Linked DNA regions of Homo sapiens: region 2 is linked to region 1. The links are chromatin loops, found by intact Hi-C in ENCODE. Cell type or tissue: ascending aorta. All regions are shown on one strand.

Region 1 (8,000 bases):
TGGTGGTGGTGGTGATGGTGTGGTGGTGGTTGTAGTGGCGGTGATGGTGTGGTGGTGGTGGTGATGGTGGTGGTGATGGTGTGGTGGTGGTGGTGGTGATGGTGTTGGTGGTGTGATGGTGGTGGTGGTGGTGTGATGGTGGTGGTGATGGTGTGGTAATGGTGGTGGTGATGGTGATGGTGGTGGTGGTGATGGTGGTGGTGGTGGTGATGGTGTGATGGTGTGGTGATGGTGGTGGTGATGGTGTGGTGGTGGTGGTGGTGGTGATGGTGGTGATGGTGTGGTGGTAGTGATGGTGGTGGTGATGGTGTGGTGGTGGTAGTGATGGTTGAGGTGGTGATGATGATGGTAGTGGTGGTGGTGATGTTGGTGATGGTGTGGTGGTGGTGATGGTGGTGGTGATGGTGGCAATGTGGTAGTGATGGTCGTGGTGGTGATGATAATGGTAGTGGTGGTGGTGATGGTGGTGGTGGTGATGGTGTGGTGCTGGTGGTGATGATGGTGGTGGTGATGGTGTGGTGCTGGTGGTGATGATGATGGTGGTGGTGATGGTGTGGTGCTGGTGGTGATGATGATGGTGGTGGTGATGGTGTGGTGCTGGTGGTGATGATGATGGTGGTGATGGTGGTGGTGGTAGTGGTGGTGGTGATGGTGTGGTGGTGATGATGGTGGTGGTGGTGATGGTGTAGTGGTGATGGTGGTGGTGGTGGTGGTGGTAGATGTCAACTGGGAGTACAGGGCAGGAGCAGCAGCTGTGACGGGGCTTGATGTGGATCAGCCTCTGGGCTAGCTTAGACAAGCTACCTCCGTTCCCACATTTGCACAGCGGGCTTCTGAGTAATATATTAATACAGTGTGATCAGCACATGACAAGTACTCAATAACTACACGTTTTCCCTCCACTCCTAACCCTCCCCATCTCCCAGGTATTCCTCCCCCAGCTAGGGTTAGCTGTCCTCCTCGCCAGATGGGTCCGTGGAGGCTCAGTGTTTCCAATAACTTTGCACCCTCTGCTGTCATGCTTATGCCTCTAGCTGGCAGGTACCTGGGGAAGCTGAAGCCTCAGGTACCACTTAATCTTAGCAACAATTAACGGCGAAGAAAGTGAGAGTTTTGTTCATTTTGGATACAGTTATTCTTTATAAACCAATGAAACAATAAATATGCCAGAAATTCCCAAATTATAGAAAAAATTCTATTCAATGAACAGAAGACAGCAAAACCAAAGAGGAATCATATTTAATAAATTCTGCTAAAAATATGGATGAATTGATGAGGAAAAATGAAAGTTGATTCATATCTTTCACTTTATGCTGGAACAAATTCTAGATTCCGATATTCTGTGGAACAGTGTAAAACACTAAGTAGGGGAGGCATAAAAAAGCATTTTGGAGCAGCCAGGTACGGTGGCTCTCAATTCTACTCCGAGCACTTTAGGAGGCCATGGAGGGAGGACTGCTTGAGGCCAGGATTTGGAGACCAGCCTAGGCAACATAGTGAGATCCCATCTCTACAAAATTTTTAAAACTTAGCCTGCCATACCTGTAGTCCTGACTACTCGGGAGACTGAGGTGGGAGGATCACTTGAGTCCAGGAGGTCGAGGCTATAGTGAGCTATAACTGCACCACTGCACTCCAGCCTGGGTGACAGAGTGAGTCTGTGTCTCTAAAAATATGTAAATAAATAAAAATTAAAAAGTTTTGCTCAAATACATTGGAAAAAAATCTGTATATGATATCCCTGTCTTGGAAATACACTGCATGCATTTGTCTCTTTTGTTCAGAGCTGTACAAGCCCCTAGTACCTCATAGTAGATGCTCAATAAATATTTTCTTCAATGAATAAATTACCATCGTTAAGGTTTTATAATTGCTGTAATAAAGGAAGGGATTTATTTTTGTCTAAATATTTTCCCAATTTATTTGACCATGGAACTCCTTCAGAAAAGTTTTCACACCCAAAGAAATAAGAGAAAATCAGTTTGGAAAACACTCTTCAGAAGAAAACAAACTTATCACAACTTGGAAAGAAATATATGTAATACTATGGGTAATAGAAAAAAAATGTTAGAGTTAAAAATGGAAAAGCGTAACCACAAGAACATTCAAGTATATTTCAAAAGAAAATAATAAAAATTAAGATTAAAAAATAGGCCGGGTGTGACAACTCACACCTGTAATCCCAGCATTTTGGGAGGCTGAGGCAGGTGGATCATTTGAGGTCAGAAGTTCGAGACCAGTCTGGTCAACATGGTGAAACCCCATTTCTACTAAAAATACAAAAATTAGCCAGGCATGGTGGCAGGCGCCTGTACTCCCAGTTACTCTTTAAACTGAAGCACGAGAATTGCTTGAACCCAGGAGCTGGAGGTTGCCGTGAGCTGAGATTGTGCCACTGCACTTACAAGGCCTGGGCAACAAAGCGAGACTCCAGCTCAAAAAAAAAAAAAAAAGAAACAAAAAAAAGTAACCATTAGAATGGAAGAAACTGTGACAACCTTGACAGATTAAAAAATTTACTAATATATAGAGATCAAATATAGTTACATAAAGAGAACATATTCGGCTGGTGCAAAAGTAGTTGTGGTTTTGGCATTAGTAGTAATTATGTAATTAACAGTAATGGCAAAGACCGCAGTTACTTTTGCATTTAACCTAATTGTCTGAATAGGCAAAGGCCACCTTGACCAGGCAGTGTGCATAAGAGGAAATCATTGTCAAGCATTTTAAAGGAAAATGTTTTGTTTCACTAATAACTAAAGAAATGTAAATTAATCCACTTTGGTACTACTGTTTTGCAAATGTTCAATCAACAAGCTCTTTAAAACCTACCATTTTGAAAGTCTACCATTGAATGACTTAGGAACGCATTTTGACGCGTTGTTGGGTGGCTATCAATTTAATTTGTGCAGTCTTTCTGAAGAACAATCTAGCAACATTCTTAAAATAGGGCATTAAAATAGTTATATCCTTTGGCCAAATTATTCCTCTTATGAAGATTTTTCCCACGGATATATTAAATTAAAAATAATTGCAAAAACCCAATTACTTTTGTACTAACCTAATAATTCAAGGGAGGGAAAAAACAACATCGAAGCAAATGTTTGCGTACGGCAAGAACACTCAGGGCGAGGAGAGGGAGGCACGCCCTCTAGTGGGGAGAATCCGAATTACCTGGAGGTGTTTTGGGGTTTGTTTTTTTGGTTTCGTTTTTTGCACCCTACACCTGCTTTTCTTCTTTCCCAAGTTTTCGATTTCTTCCCTCACTCTTGCCTAATTCTACTGGTTGGAAATCCCTTTCTACCATTCCATCTGTAACTTTTTTAAACTTTATAATTGAAGTGTTAAATTTATTTTTAAAATTTATTTTAAATATATTCCCAATCTCTGCCTTCATTCTCTAGGACTAAATGTACCATTATCCTGACATCTAGCACTATAAAATGTTTTTTCTGTTTTGACCTTTATATATGATTATGATTATTTTATACCTGGCTTCGTTTGCTCAACATTATGTTCATAAAATCCATCCATCCATATTGTTGCCGTTTGTAGCTGCAGATTCTGTTGGCTTGTCTGTTTTTCCGTTAGATATTCCACTGCATCAATATACTACCATTTATTTTTCCAGCCTATTCTTCGTGGGCATTTGAATTGTTTCCAGTTCTTGCTATTACCTGCCAATAATGCTGTTATAAGCAATCTTGTATGCTTCTTAGTGTCCATGGACTCACATTTTTGTTGAACATATATCAAGAAGTGAAGTTGCTATGACATAGAATACGCCTATGCGTTAACTGTTTTCTAGATAATGCCAAACAATTTTTCAAAGGTATAGCAATTTGCACTTTCTCCAGCAGTGTATGAGAGTACCCGCTGCCCCCATTTTTGCCAACTTGGCAGGCTGCAGTGCAGTGCATCTCATTGCGGTTTTATTTTGCATATTTCCCTTGGGCAAATTTAAAACAACTAAAGTGAGTGGCACGCCCTCTAGTGGGTAAAATCTGAATTACCTGAAAGGGTCTTTACAGCGTATACAGGCTTCCTGGGCTTTCCTCCGCCTTGTCCTCCACCAGTAGTCTCGAAGAATAAAAAGTTGAACATCTTTCATATATTTATGGTGCATTTGATATCCTCTTTTAGAAATTGCCCCTTTAAGCCTCTTGCTTATTTTTCTACTGATTTTTTAACAGCCCAATCGCTAAGATTTTTTATATTAAATTGTAAGAGTTCTTTATAGATTCTGACAAAGTGCTTTATTAGTTACATGTGTTTCTGCGCACGCCTTTCCACCTATAACTTAAATCAGCTGATTTTCACCTCTATTAACACGAGTCTCAATCCAAGTTCAATTTTGTCATATTCAAAATCGACCAGGAGATGGCGCCCTAGCCTTGCGTCTGAGCCTTCCACAGGCTGTGCCTGAATTTAAACTAAACCTCCCAAAATATTTTGTAAGGGATGCTAAAGAGATATTAAACTTTCAACCACTACAAACAGGTAGTATATAGCTAGAGCTGGGCCTCTTGGTGAGAACAACATATTAATCTTTTAGGGGAAAGTGACTGCTCAAAATAAAGAAATAAAAAGATCTTTATCACAAGGCAGGAAGCTGGGGTGAGGTTGCCCAGAAACAGGTGAGGACCCAGTAGAATCCATGGAAACACCCTCTGAGAAGTAACCTGCGGACCGATTAAGACAGTGGCACTACCTCGCAGGCCCTGGGACGGCTGTTTCACTGTTTACAAGGGCACCTGCCAGCGAAGGGTCTCAGAAGAGGGTAGAACAGGGGTTTGGTATTTTTCCACCTCCCTTCCCTTAGTCCTCTTTTTGGTTTTGTTTTCATTCATTATATTTTGTGACTGCTTAAAACTTCTGTCCTCCTGCTTCCTCCCAGCACCCCCGCCCCCCTTGCTGAATGAATGAATGGATGGCAAGGTCTTAGCCTTTTGATCTTAGAAATCAGTGCACATAAACCCCACACTCAAAGGAAGACCCCCAGGGAGAGCCCTACGTGTAGAGGAGGCTCCTCCAAGAGGGGGCTCGGGAGGGGGCTTGGTGGGCTGGGCTGGCCTGGCCTGTGCGCATGAGAGAAAGGAAAGGCATCTGCTGCCGAGGGCCATGAACAAGGGGCCGAGGCACACTGTGGGCATGGTGGGAAGGCGACCTCTTTTCTCCAACTTTCACAAGCGCCTGGCAGGAGCCACTACGTGGACATCGTGAGTGGTTCATCAGCAAGAATACAGGAACGTCAAGCCACAGATTCCACTCATTTCCTGAGGTAGCCAAGACAGGGTTTTTACCGCTATGAGTCACCACCCTCATGCCTCCAAGGCCTAGTGCAAAGACGAGCGCATGTGGAATGTGGTGAATGACGTCATCACTGCTGTTCATTCTCACTGTCCAGAAATGGCTCCAGGCTGAGTTGCACCCTCAAAGCTTTCCTCTGTTTCACCTCTGTTCAGACCCAATGCAGGCCCCTTGCAGCCCAGAGGAATAAAGAGATGCCTAGAAAGAGGCCGTGGCCACTTGTTCTCTTTTGTTTTCTTCACTGCGGAGGACTGAGCAAGCCCACTATCTGAGCAATGTGGAAATTCCAGCCCTCACAGGGCTTCACACCTTCAAGGGGAAGAACATTGCGCCATGAAACTTCCTTGCTCTAGGCCTGCCAGGGTAGGTGTCCGGGGGCTGGGTTCTGGGCCCGCACCAGGTCCCCAGGTCCAGGCCGCGAAAGAGCGGGTCTGCTGAGTGGGAGGGGCTGCCTGGGGCCAGGCTCTGCTCTCACTGGGGCTGACCCCACACAGGGATTCTGAGGCCTGCTGCCCACAACCTGCTGCCCAGACTGATGGTGTCCAGACAGAGGGAGGGTGACAGATGGATGCTGGGAGAGGGTACACAGCCCTGTGAATGCATCTCTTGGAGTCTGGGGTTTGGTGCCTCTTCCTTTCTTCCTGGTGCTAATGGTTTGCTGGATTGAGTTTGTACTGCTTGCAAGAGCTAATTGTGGAATTTTCAGAAATTTTGCAAAGCAGTTATTAAATTGTCATCATTTTAAAAATTAAATTATAACAACTCATGAGAAAATAAGTTTTGTTTTTGTTTTTGTTTTTGGGACAGTCTTGCTCTGTCGCCCAGGCTGGAGTGCAGTGGCACAATCTTGGCTCACTACAACATCCGCCTCCCGGGCCCAAGCGATCCTCCAACCTCAGCCTCCCGAGTAGCTGAGATTATAGGTGCATGCCACACACCCGTCTAATTTTTTAATTTTTAGTAGAGACGGGATTTCACCATGTTGCCCAGGCTGGTCTTAAACTCTTGAGCTCAGGTGATCCTCCTGCCTCAGCCTCCCAAAGTGCTGGGATTACAGGCGTGAGCCACCATGCCCGGCTGAAAATAAATTATTTAAAAAGCAATGAATACTGAAAACATATCACTTCCTAATTCTTCTAGTATGTTTTGCAGTTATAGATACGCTTGAGGCTACTCGTGTCTATTGGGTGTAGGGTGGAACTATCGTACGGCAGGTGCTGCTGCACACCTCTTCCCATTCTGCCTTCAGTAACATCTTGGTAGTAGCCTGAAATTGCCCGTGGTGGGAGTATTTGTGTCATAGAAATCAGCTAATGCTGCACTGCTTGCCCCCAGAGCCTGTTGTTATCCATTTAGCAGCACAGCACTGCACCTGGCCCACAGATCCCAGAACCTGAATGTGCAGCAGCTGGGACAGCCAGCCCCCGGCTTTCCACCTGCTCTGCCAACTCTGGACCTTTTTCTCAGCCAGACCAGAGGGGAGGGAAGCAGGAGCAGGGAGGCAATGGGAGGGAGAGGTGGTACCATGCCCAGGAAACACCCTTGAGCCCACCCAGGGCACAGCTGGGAAGAGCCTGGCTCACTTACAGGGTGGGAGGACTGATCTGGGGGTGGGGAGGAGGCAGGGGAAACCTGGGTTATGAGGAGGGTGACAAGGTTCATCTGCAAAAATGAAAGAAGTTCAGTGATGGAGCTGAGGAAAAGTGCGGCAGGCTGGCAGCAGGCCTTGTGACGACACAGCGGGGAAACCACAGGATTCTGCATTCTTCTGACCACAAGAGGAAGGTGAGCCAGAACCCAGCAGAAACGAAACCCCAAGGCGCTGGGCTGTTAGTAAAGTGCTGGCGCCTCTCCCAGGCCCCTGGTCCCCCTGCTGGGTAACAGCACAGGAGAAGAGGCAACAGGACTCCCGGGCCTGAGGTGGCCCTCCCAACGTGTCCCCAAACTTCCTGGCCACTTGATTCTCTGCCCCCTCCTTAACAGTTGTTTCTCCAGGTCACCCCCAGCCCTCCTCTCCACATCTCTGTGTCTTCTCACTCACACCTAAGGCTTCCAGCACCTTCTGGTTTATATATCAAGCTGGATGTCCCATGGGCACTCAGACTTGTCACCTCTCCTCCAAACCTGCCCCTCCCCTCCGATCTCATTTCGGGGACAGCAGCAAGCACCAGTGGCCAAACCTGGACGGTCTCCTTTGTTCAGCGACCTTCACGGCCCAGGGAGCCCCGCTGCCTCCTCCACACCCTGGGCTCCCCACATCCCTCCCTGCCTCAACCCAGCTCCCAGGCCTCTGAACACAGCTCACAAATGGAAATGACTTTATATTTTTGTTTTTTTGTAGAGATGGGATCTTACTATGTTGCCCAGGATATTCTCAAACTCTTGGCTTCAAGTGATACTCCTGCCTTGGCCTCCCAGATTGCTGGGATTACAGGTATGAGCCACCACACCTGGTCATGAAATGATTTTTTTCTTTTGGGTGCACTATGTCTATGACATTGCATTTACTAAACAGTAATTTCTCTCACCCTTCTGAAAACAAAGTTGTATACACAAATTCCAACCAGAATTTCATCCACTAAACACTAACTGAGCAGTTACTATGCTCAGAGTAGCTGAGCAGTTACTCTCACGTGCTAGGCATGAGAGCTGCAAAGGTGAACAGAGCCCGTCCTGGCCCACTTGCTGGG
Region 2 (8,000 bases), 270 kb after region 1:
ACTAAAGGAACATAACAAACAGATGAAATGGGGAAACTTAATTAAATCTGGAATCAGGGCCAGGCGCGGTGGCTCACACTTGTAATCCCAGCACTTTGGGAGGCCGAGGAAGGTGGATCACGAGGTCAGGAGTTCGAGACCATCCCAGCTAACACGGTGAAACCCCATCTCTACTGAAAATACAAAATTAAAATCAGCCGGGCATGGTGGCGGGTGCCTGTAGTCCCAGCTATTCAGCAGGCTGAGGTGGGAGAACGGCGTGAACCCGGGAGGCAGAGCTTGCAGTGAGCCCAGATTGCACCACTGCACTCCAGCCTGGATGACAGAGCGAGACTCTGTCTCAAAAAAAAAAAAAAAAAAAAAAAAAAATCTGGAATCAGAAAAAAAAAAAACTGTAGGGAGTTTCTTTGAGCCTACTCTGGCTCAGGAGGCTGCCTGAAGGAAAATTTAAAGATTTTTCAAAAACAAAATAAAAAAAGAAAAAAACTATAAAAGACACTTTCAGGAAAAATCAAAAAATTTAATAAGGATTGTATGACAGACAATATTATTAAATAAATATTAAATTTCCTAAATGTGATAATGATCTTGTAGCCTGATAGAATTCCTTATTCTTTGGCAATGCCTGCTAAAGTGTGTAAAACCAAAGTGTCATGATATTTGCAACTTGTACCAAATGGTTAAGAAAATGAAAGAAAAAGGAGAGGAATAAGGCAAATATGGCAAAATTTAAAAAGAGGTGAATCTAGCTGAAGGGTAAATAGGTTTACACCACACTTACTTTTTTTTTTTTTTTTTTAAATAGAGACAGGGTTTCCACCGTGTTGCCCAGCCTGGTTTTGAACATCTGAGTTCAAGTGATCCGCCCACCTCGGCCACCCAAAGTGCTGGAATTACAGGCTTCAACCACTGTGCCCAGCCTCCAGTATACTTTCTTTGGATTTTTCTGTAGGGTTGATAGTTTTCCCCAAAAAAAATTTGGAAGAAAATAAACTTACATGACAAAAATGGGGAAATTATCATACAATGTTAAGTTAAAAAAGATATAAAATTATGTGTATACCACAATTATAGCTATATAAAACTAAGAATAAGAAAGACAAATTGTCTTTATCCATTTCAACGTTTGTTAAACCGATGCCATGTGACAGGCTCTGCACTTGGTGATGGGAGCACCCATGCTTCCTTACAGAATCCTGATACTATGGCGAACTGCTTAACATGCAAGAATTTGAATCTAGGCTGGGTGCAATGGCTCACACCTGTAATCCCAGCACTTTGGGAGGCCCAAGCGGGAGGATCACTTGAAGCCAGGAGTTTGAGACCAGTCAAAGCAACATAGCAAGAACTTCGTCTCTAGAAAATAAAATACAATAAATTAGCCAGGTATGGTAATGTGCACCTGTAGTACCAGTGCTTTGGGAGGCCGAGGTGGGAGGATTGCTTGAGGCCAGGAGTTCAAGACCAGTCTGAGCAACGTACTGAGGCCCCATCTTTACAAAAAATTAAAAATTAGTTGGGTGAGGCGGATCACACGCGGGAGGTTGAGGTAGGAGAATCGTTTGAGCCCAGAAGTTCAAGGCTGCAGTGAGCTATGATTGTGCCACTGCATTCCAGCCTGGGTAAGAGAGTGAGACCCCATCTCTAAAGGAAAGAAAAGGTAAACAGAATTTGGATCTAGAAAATTCCACCCAATTCTCAGAGGACCCTTGCTGTGATGGCCTCACCTCTGTATCCTTGGTTCCTATCAAGCTGCCTGACTCCATGAGGTGCTCAAACTGCCTGCTTTTAGGAGCTCATACTCTGGTAATGGAGGAAAGTACATTAGCAGATCTTTTAAAACAAGAGTAAGTGTATGGTGCACACAAGTTTTTATAATTTTAAAATTATTGTTTAAACCCTGCCTTTATGACATCTTCCCTCCTTCCCATCTTATTTTATTCCTACTCTTCCCATCATGAATACTCCCCTTTTTTATGGTGTGCGGGTTCCCACCTCTATGCCTTTGTCCAGCTAATGCCGACCTCCTGTCTTGGAATGACCTTTCACTCCTTTGCTTCATCTGTCCAAATCCTACCCAGCTCAGGTCTACCTCCTGTCCTGCATGAAGCCTGCAGACTTGATTGATTTCATTCCTCTGAGCTGTCAAGCAGTTTAACTCATGTCACACCTTCCACTGTAAGCATTTTACAGTTTTCAAACCTTTTTCATATTCATCACCTCCCTTAATCCTCACACAATGATTATCACGCCCTTTCCAGAGATCATGAAAGCAAGTATCAGTAGCATTGAGTACCTTCCCCAAATACCTGGCTACAGCCCACAACTATTGGATTTCTTATTAGTTACCTATCCATGCCCTCACACCTGGTGACTGTGGAGACTCTCTGATATACATTAACTGGACCATTCTTCTCTATTTATCATCTCTATGTCCAGCTTCGTTTTGCACCATTAGTCAATTTAACTGCACATTTTAAAAATATGCACGTTATTTTCTCTATTATACTTCATAAAACCAAGTTCAACATCAGATTCTCCAGTATCTCCTACAGTCCAGCTACTCAACATGTGGTCTGGGACCAGCAGTATCTGTATCACCTGGGACCCCACCCCAGCTAGACCTAGAGAGTCAGAATCTGTAACTTACCAAGATCCCCAGGAGATTAGTGTCCACATTAAAGTTTGAGAAGCACTGTCCTAAATACAAGCAGCACTGGCTTGATCAGAAGCACTGTCCTAAATACAAGCAGCACTGTCTGACCAGTGGCACAATCATAGCTCGCTGCAGCCTTGAACTTCTGGGCTCAAGCAATTCTCCCACCTCAACCTCCCAGGTACCTGGGACTACAAGCATGAGCCACCTCGCCCAACTAGAATTTGCACAAAGCAGGAACTCAACAAATATTTTGAGACTCGGGGCCCTGGGAATCCCAGGAGATTCACAGTTTTGCCATTACATCCTTCTTTACACCCCCCGCTTTGAACTCCTTTCCTTTGGGGCCTCTTGGCTTTTTGCGCCCTCAAAAGGCAGATATGGCCAGGTGCCGTTGGCTCACACCTGTAATCCCAGCATTTTGGAAGGCCGAGGTGGGGAATCACTTGAGGTCAGGAGTTCGAGACCAGCCTAGCCAACACGGTGAAACTCCATCTCTACTAAAAATACAAAAAATTAACCAGGTGTGGTGGCGCACGCTTGTAATCCCAGCTACTAGGGAGGCTGAGCTGGGAGCATTGCTTGAACCCGGGAGGTGGAGGTTGCTGTAAGCTGAAATCGTGCCACTGTACTCCAGCGACGGAGTGAGACTCCGTCTCAAAAAAAAAAAAAAAAAAAAAAAGGCAGACATGAACCTAGGAGTGCGGAGACACTGAGGCAGTGGGGGAAAGGGGGTGGGGTAAAGTGAGGTGAGACAGCTGCTTTCCCAGCAGAGCCAAGAGCAAATGTGTTGGTGTTGGCTTCAGGCCTACATTTATGGTGAGGAACTGGCTTTATTTCTTTCCTTTTCTTTTTTCTTTTTCTTTTTTTTTTTTTTTTGAGACGGAGTCTCACTCTGTCGCCCTGGCTGGAGTGCAGTCGCGCAATCTCAGCTCAATGCAACCTCTGCCTCCTGGGTTCAAGCGATTCTCCTGCCTCAGCCTCCCGAGTAGCTGGGACTACAGGTGCCCGCCACCACACCCGACTAATTTTTTTGTATTTTTGGTAGAGACGGGGTTTCACCGTGTTAGCCAGGATGGTCTCGATCTCCTGACCTCGTGATCCTCCCGTTTCGGCCTCCCAAAGTGCTGGGATTACAGGCGTGAGCCACCGCGCCCAGCCGGAACTGGCTTTATTTCTAAGACAAAAATGCCTAGCACTTGAGCATCTGAGCCTCAAGAGGATAAGGAGTTTGTGATAGACAACACTGGGACTGTTTCTAGACTTGATTTATTGACTTGTCTGTTTCCATTCTGTTACTAATCTGATTGACAATGAAGCCCGGGATGTGGCTGGAAGGGATTTCTGCGTGCGTGCGCATGCTATCGTCAGGGCCATGTGGGCCCGTTTGGAGCAGGTGCTCCCGTGGGTGGGGGATGTTTGAGCGAGGGCTGTTTGCGTGTGAGAAGGGCGTGTGTGAAAACGACACGGGAGAAGTGGGCGTCTCTAGGGAGTTGTTTGTATGTGATGTGAGATGTGTTTGCCTGGATCGGGAAGTAACGTAGGTTCGGGTATGTGCAGTGCGTACGGTTGGATGGGAGGAGGTTGTGGGGCTCCCAAGGTAGCACGGGAGGAGGAGGCTTACAGACACATCTTACAGAACCTAGCCCCTTTTCTTGCCCGCCTAGATTTTCCTCCTAGATTATAGTTTCCCAGTTGCGAGATCCTGGGAGAGGGAAGAGGAGAGGCGTAAGGCTCCCTAGAGTCAGGAGTCTGGGGGCTCCCCTCTTTGCGTCTCGCACGAGCTGGGAGCTGGGGAAAAGAACAGATGGGGATGGATGCGCTCCCCACAGGGGACCGCGTGGCGACACGTAAAGGATTCAACCTCAGTCCAGTAGTCGCATCCTCTGCCCCAGGGCTGCCCACTTCACTTCTTGCCTGTGCATACCGGCTGGAAGCCCGCGTACACTCTTCCGAGCTACGGGAGGAGGAAGACCCTGTTAGGGAGCGGAGCCCCGCCTCTCCCTTGTTACTGAAGCGCCCCGCCCCCTCCCCGCCCGGCGGAGCCCCGCCCCCCTCCCCACCCCCGCCCCCGCCCCCCACCCGCCGCTGCGCTCCCCTCGCTCAGTCTGGCTGGCCCCATGTTACTGAGCGGAGCTCCTCCGGCTGGCTCCCGCCCGGGGCCGCGAACGCAGGGGAGCGCTGGGGGCGGCCCGGGGGGGTCCCGCCGGGGCGCCGGGGGTGCGGGAGCCGGCCCAGGAGGGGGCGGCAGCGGCGGAGTAGCCAAGTGGCTCCGGGAGCACCTGGGCTTCCGCGGGGGGGGCGGCGGCGGAGGGGGCAGCAAGCCGGCGCCCCCCGAGCCCGACTACCGCCCCCCTGCGCCCTCTCCGGCCGCGCCCCCCGCGCCGCCCCCGGACATCCTGGCCGCCTACAGGCTGCAGCGGGAGCGCGACTTCGAAGACCCCTACTCCGGGGGGTCGTCCGGCTCCGCCGCCCTCGCCACCCCTGTCGCCCCCGGACCCACGCCGCCCCCGCGCCACGGCTCTCCCCCACACCGCCTTATTCGGGTCGAGACCCCGGGGCCCCCGGCGCCGCCTGCTGATGAGCGGATCTCCGGACCCCCCGCCAGCAGCGATAGGGTGAGTGCCGCGCCGGGCCGGGATGGCCAGGAGGGAAGGCGGTCAGGGGTCTGGAGGCTGCGAGAGGGACAAAGGTGGCCTGGCCCGGGCCCCTCGGTGTCTCAGCTTCTGGCAGACGCGAGCCCCTGACCCCGGGGTTCCGAGCCTTCACCCACCTTTGTTCAGATTCTCAACCGACTAATCTGAGACGGAAGCCCCAAACTCTGCCCCTCTGCCCTATCCTTTGTAATGGCCCCAGAACTGGTGACCCTCCCCCTCCCGGGCTGGCTCTCCACTTCGTAGCCCCCTCTAGCCTGATCCATGAGCCTTTTGCTAACGGGAATTGAGGCGCACCTCCCAACCCCCACTGGTTGATGGCCTTTCTGCCCCTCTGGAAGCAGCGGCTCAGTGCCCTTTGATCTCTGACCCTTCCCCCTGGGCATAGCCAGCACAAAGCTCTTCCCTCCTGTTGCCTCTTTGCTTCCTCCTCCTCTTCCTCCTCCTGTTTCTCCAGCCTAAGCATCCTTGCAGGTGCTGAAGCCCCAGAAAGGAGGTGAAGACGGGTTTCTCCTTGCGGACACAGCACGAGCTGGCCTTTGCCCTATAGGCTGTTGTTCTCAGGAGGCGAAGACAGGCAGCTTACAGCTCTTGCCAAGGGGGCTTCGTGGGGTCCAGGCCCACTCCTCCCTCCTTCCCTCGTCCTCTCAGGTATGAGGATAGTCAGTGCTCAGGACCTGTTGCCCACATGGGGCTAAGCAGCTGAGCCCATTCCTCCTCTCCTCCTGGCCTCCCTCTCCCCCTGGTCCATTCTGAGGGAGGCTGGAGCTTTTCCTGGGTCTGCAGGCACCAGGATAGGGAGGAGAACAGGAAATCCACCATGCCTCAGGGCCCTGCCCTGATTCGGGTTGGCCTTATCCCTCCCTGGCAGAGTGAGAGCTGAAAGCCATCCCAGGCCCCTAAATTCTGTGATGATGACTCTGTGGGCTGCCTTGGCTCTGCTGTCCTTCTTCACTCACCCCGAGAGCTCAGTTCTGGGGCCTGCCCCCTTCTCCTCAGCAGAGAAGAACATTTTTATTTGATTGGAGTGCAAAGTTGCTTTCCGAATCCGTTGGCTCCAGGATTGAGGCTTTTTAGCTGAGAGAGCGCCGTTCCGCCAGATTTCCTGGATGAGAGAGATCTGTCAGGGTCAGAGCAGAAGCCTCAGGAATGCAAATTATTTTTCCCCTAGTTTTTGCCATGGGGCATGGCTGCCCATCCTGGGCCAGGATACTTATTCTGCAGAGGAAGGTTCAAGGGCACTTCTCCAAGGCTGTGCTCGTCTGCTTCTTGTCCCCTGCTATTGTGTGATGTGATGGAGGTAGTGACAGTGAGACAGAGGAGAGGGATAGGCCCTGTTCTTCCCACTGACCAGTCAGTCTCCTCCTCTCTAACCACTGCCTGTTTGGCACAGGCAACATGGGCCTGAGCTGTCTTTGGCCCTTCTCCTCTCTACAGTGGCTTGGATGCCCTAACAGGCTGCCCACCAAGCCATGGGCTCCTCCAGGACACAGACCATGTCTTCTTGTGTCTCCCAAGTGCCTGACACAATGCTTGACATAAAAAAGGGTACATAAATATGTCCTGAATGGTGACTGTCCATTATCAGGGTGGCGTGAGGGTCGGAGACTCCCCTAGCCACAGCTTCCCTTGCACATTTTCCCAGACACCCCCAAGGAAGGGGTGCACCCACACAGTTCTATGCAGAGACTCACAGCCTCTTCTTGCCAAGGGCCTCCATGCCTCAGCTTGGGTCAGCTCTGTGATCTGTGTGCTGTTCAGACTTAGGGGCCAAGAGATGTCTGACTCCTTTGTCAGCTACAGGGACAGGAATGAAATCCAGCAGGCTCTCCCAGGAGCCATACAATCTGTGGTTTCTTTAATGGGTGTGATGAGAAAGACCCAGGATGCCATCTGAGTTGGCCCGGGGCAGGGATGCTATCTCTCTGGGCCCTGACCTGGGGCCTCCCACCATTTAGAGAGAGCAGCTCCCCACCCCTTTAGGAGCAGAGTTTGGGGTCTGAGTCTTCCCCTAGGAAAAGCTCAAACAAGGTACCTGAGTCCCTTACCCTAAACCTAAGAGATGCTGCTCCTGGATGTGAGCTGGCGCATGCCCCTGTGGCCCAGTGGAGCTGGTGTTTATGTACTATGTGGCCGCTTTCTCCCTGTTTTCTGTTCCTCCTTCTCTCAGGCCTTCTGGCTTGCTTTGAGGTCTCCTCCTGACATGTGATGAGGCCTGGGAACAGGGATGTGCTTTGTGCTGGCCTATTCTCTCCTCTGGAGCCCAGTGGCTGGGGCTGGGGGAGTCAGAACCCTCTGAGAAGGGATGGGTCATGAGATTTGATGAAATGGGTGGAGGTGTTTCTATGACAAGCCAGAGGGATTGAGCAGAAACCCAGTTAGTATGGGGGCAGGAGAGAACCAGGTCCTCGACAGTACCGAGAGGCCCAGGGGGTTCAGGACCATTAGCCTTCTCCCCATGTGGGGTTCTGGCTGCCAGCCCACCCTGGGACCCACTGCCGTAGTTGGCAGGGGTGCAGGGGTGGCCATCTGGGCAGGCCTGGCAGGGCAGGTGTGGGAGCAGCAGGAGCCGCGCCCTGCAACGGGCAGGCAGGGCCTTGCCATCTGGCCAGAGGAAGAGCTTCACGGTGCTGGGCCCTCGTCTGGCCCCCAGGCCATGCTCTGGCAGTGGGGGCTAGAGAGCTGGGCCC

Evidence for each region. A loop is a pair of places that touch in the nucleus more often than their neighbours do. Peaks named below come from ENCODE experiments on the same cell type or tissue, not always from the same donor. Only the 100,000 strongest peaks of a DNase experiment are listed, where the experiment ranks them.
Region 2: a loop joins it to region 1, with 3 times the contacts of the local background. A loop is called at or near these places in 6 of 110 quality-filtered maps.

The regions. Positions count from the first base shown.
Region 1 is chr15:45,454,112-45,462,111 of GRCh38, reverse strand. The region is part of intron 1 of SLC30A4-AS1 (SLC30A4 antisense RNA 1); the gene reads right to left. LOC124903483 (a long non-coding RNA gene) reads left to right here and starts at 5,604. Exons shown (of 4, transcript XR_007064616.1): 1 at 5,604-5,673; 2 at 6,988-7,095; 3 at 7,652-7,744. RefSeq lists enhancers at 2,505-3,083, 5,349-5,398, 7,244-7,744. In ascending aorta, CTCF peaks have their summits at 3,158 (motif pointing left), 4,044 and 4,323; DNase peaks (open chromatin) are centred at 3,141, 3,991, 4,381, 5,331 and 1 weaker place; H3K4me3 peaks cover 1,851 bases; H3K27ac peaks cover 792 bases.
Region 2 is chr15:45,184,728-45,192,727 of GRCh38, reverse strand. It overlaps SHF (Src homology 2 domain containing F), which reads left to right and starts at 4,762. Exons shown (of 7, transcript NM_001394037.1): 1 at 4,762-5,274. The coding sequence starts at 4,777. LOC124903481 (a long non-coding RNA gene) reads right to left here. Exons shown (of 2, transcript XR_007064608.1): 1 at 6,270-8,000; 2 at 3,910-4,613. RefSeq lists a silencer at 4,818-4,867 and an enhancer at 5,782-6,334. In ascending aorta, no CTCF peak of the experiment used is centred here; DNase peaks (open chromatin) are centred at 4,130, 4,657 and 5,299; H3K4me3 peaks cover 2,849 bases; H3K27ac peaks cover 3,497 bases.